Linked DNA regions of Homo sapiens: region 1 is linked to region 2. Evidence: chromatin contacts called from ENCODE Hi-C or POLR2A ChIA-PET data. All regions are on one chromosome and are shown on one strand. The core of a region is the stretch at or near the end of the contact, and the rest is flanking DNA. Distances in the headings are between cores, read along the strand shown.

Region 1 (2,962 bases), core at 407-2,906, 320 kb after region 2:
CATAGCGTTGCTGGTCTTTACAATTTGACATTTTTTTTTCAGTGGCTAGTACCAGTTGTTCCTTTCCATGTTTAGCGCTTCCTTCAGGATTTCTTGTAAGCCAGGCCTGGTGGTGACAAAATCTCTCAGCATTTGCTTGTTTGTAAAGGATTTTATTTTGCCTTCATTTATGAAGCTCAGTTTGGCTGGATATGAGATTCTGGGTTGAAAATTCTTTTCTTTAAGAATGTTTAATATTGGCCCCCACTCTTTTCTGACTTGTAGAGTTTTTGCCAAGAGATCTGCTGTTAGTCTGATGGGCTTCCCTTTGTGGGTAACCTGACCTTTCTCTCTGGCTTCCCTTAACATTTTTTCCTTCATTTCAATGTTGGTGAATCTGCCAATTACGTGTCTTGGGGCTGCTCTTCTTGAGGAGTATCTTTGTGGTGTTCTATGTATTTCCTGAATTTGAAGGTTGGCCTGCCTTGCTAGATTAGGGAAGTTCTCCTGGATAATATCCTGAAGAGTGTTGTCTAACTTGGTTCCACTATCCTCATCACTTTCCATTACACCAATCAAATGTAGAGTTGGTCTTTTCACATAGTCCCATATTTCTTGGAGGCTATGTTTGGTTTTTTTTTCACTCTTTTTTCTCTAATCTTGTCTTCTTGCTTTATTTCATTAATTTGATCTTCAGTCACTGATATCCTTTCTTCCACTTGATCAAATCAGCTATTGAAGCTTGTGCATCCATCACGAGGTTCTTGTGCCATGGTTTTCTACTCCATCAGGTCATTTATGGTCTTCTCTACACTGTTTATTCTAGTTAGCCATTTGTCTAACCTTTTTTCAAGGTTTTTAGCTTCCTTGTGATAGGTTACAACATGCTCCTTTAGCTCGGAGAAGTTTGTTACTATCGACCTTCTGAAGCCTACTTCTGAAAACTCAACAAATTCATTCTCCATCCAGTTTTGTTCTGTTGCTGGCAAGAAGCTGTGATCCTTTGGAGGGGAAGAGTTGCTGTGCTTTCTGGAATTTTCAGCTTTTCTGCTCTGGTTTCTACCCATCTTTGTGGTTTTATCTACCTTTGGTCTTTGACGTTGGTGACCTACAGATGGGGTTTTGGTGTGGATGTCCTTTTTTTTGATGTTGATGCTATTTTTTTTCTGTTTGTTAGTTTTCCTTCTAACAGTCAGACCCCTCAGCTGCAGGTCTGTTGGAGTTTGCTGGAGGTCCACTCCAGACCCTGTCTGCCTGGGTATCACCAGTGGAGGCTGCAGAACAGCAAATATTGCTGCCTGATCCTTCCTCTGGAAGCTTCGTCACAGATGGGCACCTACCTGTTTGAGTGTCTGTTGACCCCTACTGGGAGGTGTTTCCCAGTCAGGCTACACAGGGGTCAGGGACCTGCTTGAGGAGGCAGTCTGTCCATTCTCGGAGCTCGAACGCCATGCTGAGAGAACCACTGCTCTCTTCAGAGCTGTCAGACAGGGATGTTTAAGTCTGCAGAAGCTTTCTGTTGCCTTTTGTTCTACTATGCCCTGCCCCCAGAAGTGGAATCTATAGAGGCAGTAGGCCTTGCTGAGCTGCGGTGGGCTCCACCCAGTTCCTGCTTCCAGGCCTCTTTGTTTACATTGTGAGCTACTCAAGCCTCAGCAATGGTGGACACCCCTCCCCCCATCCAGCTGCAGCAAGGCAGGTCAATCTCAGACTGCTGCACTAGCAGTGAGCAAGGCTCCGTGGGAGTGGGACCTGCCAAGCTAGGCACAGGAGAATATCTCCTGGTCTGCCAGTTGCTAAGACTGTGGGAATAGTGCAGTATTTTGTCAGAAGTGTACCGTTTCTCCAGTTACAGTCTGTCACAGCAGCCCTTGGCTAGGAAAGGGAAATCCCCTAACCCCTTGTGCTTCCCAGGTGAGGCGACACCTGCCCTGCTTCAGCTCACCCTCCATGGGCTGCACCCACTGTCCAGTCCCAGGATGAACCAGGTACCTCAGTTGGAAATGTAGAAATAACCAACTTCTCTGTCGATCTTGCTGGGAACTGCACACCGGAGCTGTTCCTATTTGCCCCTCTTGGAAGTGGAGTGTATAAATGTCTTCTTTTGAGAAGTATCTGTTCAGGTCCTTCACCCACTTTTTGATGGAGTTGTTCATTTTTTTCTTGTAAATTTGTTTAAGTTCCTTGTAGATTCTCGATATTAGCCCTTTGTCAGATGGGCAGATTGCAAAAATTTTCTCCCATTCTGAACAGGTTGCCTGTTCACTCTGATGATAGTTTCATTTGCTGTGCAGAAGCTCTTTAGTTTAATTTGATCCCATTTGTCTGCTTTGGCTTTTATTGCCATTGCTTTTGGTGTTTCAGTCATGAAGGCTTTGCCCATGCCTATGTCCTGAGTGGTATTGCCTAGGTTTTCTCCTGGGGTTTCTAAAGTTTTAGGTTTTATGTTTAAGTCTTTAATCCATCTTGAGTTAATTTTTGAATAAGGTGTAAGGAAGGGTCAGTTTTCTGCATATGGCTAGCCAGTTTTCCCAGCACCATTTATTAAATAGGGAATTATTTCCTTATTGCTTGTTTTTGTCAGGTTTGTTGAAAATCAGGTGATTGTAGTTGCGTGGCGTTATTTCTGAGGGCTCTGTTCTGTTCCATTGGTCTATATATCTGTTTTGGTACCAGTACCATGCTGTTTTCATTACTGTAGCCTTGCAGTACAGTTTGAAGTCAGGTAGTGTGATGCCTCCAGCTTTGTTCTTTTTGCTTAGGATTGTCTTGGCTATGCAGGCTCTTTTTTGGTTCCATATGAAATTTAAAGTAGTTTTTTTCTAATTCTGTGAAGAAAGTCAACAATACCTTGATGGGAATGGCATTGAATCTATAAATTACTTTGGGTAGTATTGCCATTTTCGTGATATTGATTCTTCCCTTCCATGAGCATGGAATGTTTTTCTATTTGTTTGTGTCCTCTCTGATTTCCTTGAGCAGT
Region 2 (3,381 bases), core at 482-2,981:
ATATCTGGACACTGCATTGCATATAATTTATACTTTAATTAAAATAAAAAATTAAAGCCGATCATCAAAATCTTTGAAAATCTGGGGCTTTTGGAAGGTGGGGAATAATAAAAATGGCCTTTGGTAGTGAAAAACCTGGGAAGCTAGTAAGTGGTCTCAGAAAAATAAGTGGTTTTACTCTCTTCTTGCCCAAGACTAATGGTTTAACCTGTGCTTAAGGTCCTGGCTCTTCTGCTAGGACCTTGTTTCTCTACTTCCTCTCTCTGCCTTCCCTTCTTGACATCCATCATCCTCAGAGCTCTTTATCTGGAACATAACTCTGTCTAGAACCTTGAACTATCATCACACCCCTCTCTTTACTGCTAGCAGTCTCTAAACTACTTGCTCCTGCCACCACTCCCCTGAAATCATGCCTGATTAGGAAATTCTGGCTCCACCACTTAGAAGCTGTGTAGCCCCAGGAAAGAAGGTTAACTTCTCTTTGCCTTAGTTTCCTCATCTGTAAAATGGACTTAAAGCAATACCCATCTGATACAGTCATAAAGATTCCATGACTTGGTCCATGTGCAGCACTTAGAACAGCGTCTGGCCCGGGTTTTGTAAATTATTGTGACCATTGTTCCTGTTTTCTGACTTCTCCCAAATAACTCCACACTGCATCCTCCCAAGACCTTCTTGGTCTCCTCTGCCAGATCCCTCCTCCTCCCAACTTTCTGTGTAGAAGTAGCTCTTTGGGCCTCGACTCTTCTTGCTCCACATATTCCAAATTCTTTCCTTTTTAGGGCTTCAGGGCTGTAGTGTCAAGTTTCATTCTACAAAGGCATCTTTCAGATCTTTCTTCCCAGTCTTTTTCACTTTATAAAACTAGAATTCCTTTGCGTTATGAAATAGGATCTCCCTCATAAATACAACTTGATCATGATCATGCCACTTAACATGTCACATGTTTCTTCATCTGTAAAATGAGAGGGCATGAAAGAGAGGTTATCTCTCAGGTTCTTTCCTTCTCAGAAACATTTCCATAAATTCTTTTCAGACTCCTGCTGCCTTCTGGACTGCTCCATTAGGATGTTTATCATTACCTCAGATTCCACATGCCTGAAGCAGAACGCATCACCTGACCTCACATGCCAGCATTCTATTTCTGTTAAAGATATAATGCACCTTCTCCTTGTCACTCAGACTTGAAACTTGAGTATGGCTTTCATACAACCTCATATCTAATCAGTTGCCAAGTCCTGCCAACATTCCTTCACAAAATCCTTTTCCTTTCCCTTATTCCTTACAGTTTCACAGCCTGAACTTTGCCACAGTCACTCTCCGCCACGCTACCTCCTGCTTCTTGCCCTCTCCCACCTATAGAGGCAGATTCTTCCTGAAAAGACAGTCTTGCACATTCCTCTTTCTGCCTTGCCAATCATAACTGTTCCCTCTACAGGATGAGGTCTAATCTCTAGAACCTCAGACAGCTTTCTCTTTAATTTATGCTCCCACTATATTCCTTCTAATTTTCCATTCCTGCAATGGGTCTACTCTTATGCAGTTTTCTGCTTTGTTCACACCATCCCCCTGATCCTGGACACACCCTCTCCACCTTCCCATGAAGCCTATGCTAACTTAAGTATGACCTTTCTTTCAAAGCCCAGCTTGCTTGCTTTTTTAAAAAATTCAAGCCAACTCTTCTGTGATGCCTTTCTCCAATGACCAACGCAGGCATTGCCAAATACCTCCTGGGGGCAGGGAGAGGGACATAATTGTTCCAGTTGAGAACCTGCTTGACTGTTTACCTGTGATGAATTCTTACAGCAGTTTCGTGTAGATTACTCACTGGCTTATAGCAAGGGGGCTCATATTTCAGTAATCTTTTTATTTACAATTTCAATTCCTTGGGGACAAGGACCATACATCTCAAAGGTCTAGTATATGGTGACAGTAAACACATGTTAACAATAAAAATGAGGACTAAATTTAAAAAGAAAGCTATGATCACCTGCCTGCAGACAATATATTCAGTGAGCATCACAAACACCATCTTCCCATGGAAAACAAAACAAAAATGGGAACATGAAGCAATGTGGATAGCCCTACCTCATAGTTTTCATTAAGTTTACCACCTGATCTCCTTTACATTTGATCTGGGCGTGTGGGATTTATGTAAAAATGCATTTAGTATTGTAAAGAACTATATAAACGGAAGGTATTTATCATTACTGTCCCAGCCACTATGCTTGGAATGTTTAAGAATTCTTGGCATGATTTCTAAAAGTCCAGAGAAGGAGTTGTATTAAAGAAGTGGTTCTCAACTGGGGACAATTGTGTCCCTCTCCCTGCCCCCAGGAGGTATTTGGCAATGCCTGGAGACATTTTGGGTTGCAGTAAGTGAGGGGGTGCTGCAGGCATCTAGTTGAGAAAGACCAGGGATGCTGGTAAACATCATACAATGCACAGGACAGCCACACACAACAAAGAGCTGTCTGGCCCCAAATGCCAGTAGTGTGAAGGGCAAGAAGCCCTGTGTTACAGAAGCTCACAGGGGATGAGTATGGACCCCCTCTTTGTGGGGCATGGAGATGAACCGCTAACTTCCTTGGACAAATTGCCCAGTGCATCCTATCTTAACAGGATCCCAAAACCTGCTCTTAATCGTTCCATAATTCCTCTTGTCTTCAAGTTCCCATATGATCTTTTAAATGTCTGTTATCAACATGACCAGCTTATGATGTTGGTAACTAACCTATCTATATCAGAAATTTTGAAACAATTCCAATTTATTCAAGACAGAAAAAATAAACTCTAAAGTTAATGAAGTCAACCTATAACTGGATATAGGAGGACAGACTGTATATTACATTTAAAAAAAAAACACCAAAAGAATTGAATCTTAATTAATTAGAACAGTGAGTGTATATGAGTAGTGTGAATACCAACAAAATTAAAAATATTTCTTGTCAATTGAAAATTAATGGATTTAAATAATTACTAAAAACTCATGCAGTTGAAAACAGCCTGGAATATTTCAGCCCTTGAGAAAAATCTCTTTATTTGCATATATGTTTTTTGTTCTAAAGATATTTCTGATCAAGGATTGCTATTGTACTAAAAAAGATGGATACAGTTTTGTGTGTTTGTTTTTAAGCCCTAGCTAAGTTATGACTCCTAACAAAATACTCAAGGAAAAACAGAAATAATAAGAACTTTAAAGCATCACAAAGTGCTGCATATAAAGAGGATCATTTATAAAAAGAAATCTTAAAAATAGACTTTTATTTGAAAAGAGAAAATGTAATAAAAGACACTATATAATTCAATACCAGATGATGGTTACAGTCTCAGAACAATTCCTTTCTCCTCTCTGGGTCTCTGTCTCCTCACCTTAAAATA

What was found. A loop is a pair of places that touch in the nucleus more often than their neighbours do. ChIA-PET counts read pairs that join two places held with the same protein, here RNA polymerase II (POLR2A).
Region 1: a loop to region 2 is called in a map of Caco-2, with 6 times the contacts of the local background. The contact joins two enhancer-like sites. A Hi-C loop is called at or near these places in 1 of 168 maps with a recorded cell type or tissue (Caco-2). POLR2A ChIA-PET finds 5 or more read pairs at or near these places in 2 of 52 experiments (activated CD4-positive, alpha-beta T cell and activated CD8-positive, alpha-beta T cell).

The regions. Positions count from the first base shown.
Region 1 is chr12:46,584,400-46,587,361 of GRCh38, forward strand. The region is part of intron 3 of SLC38A4-AS1 (SLC38A4 antisense RNA 1); the gene reads left to right. Among named protein-coding and RNA genes, the nearest start is that of SLC38A4-AS1, 200 kb to the left of the region's middle. RefSeq lists enhancers at 866-1,620, 1,621-2,375. Within about 2 kb of position 1,657, at least 5 of the 41 ENCODE cell types and tissues checked have a DNase peak (open chromatin) inside an H3K27ac peak, as active enhancers do.
Region 2 is chr12:46,259,525-46,262,905 of GRCh38, forward strand. All of the region lies in intron 1 of SLC38A1 (solute carrier family 38 member 1), which reads right to left. Among named protein-coding and RNA genes, the nearest start is that of SLC38A1, 7.8 kb to the right of the region's middle. Within about 2 kb of position 1,732, at least 8 of the 41 ENCODE cell types and tissues checked have a DNase peak (open chromatin) inside an H3K27ac peak, as active enhancers do.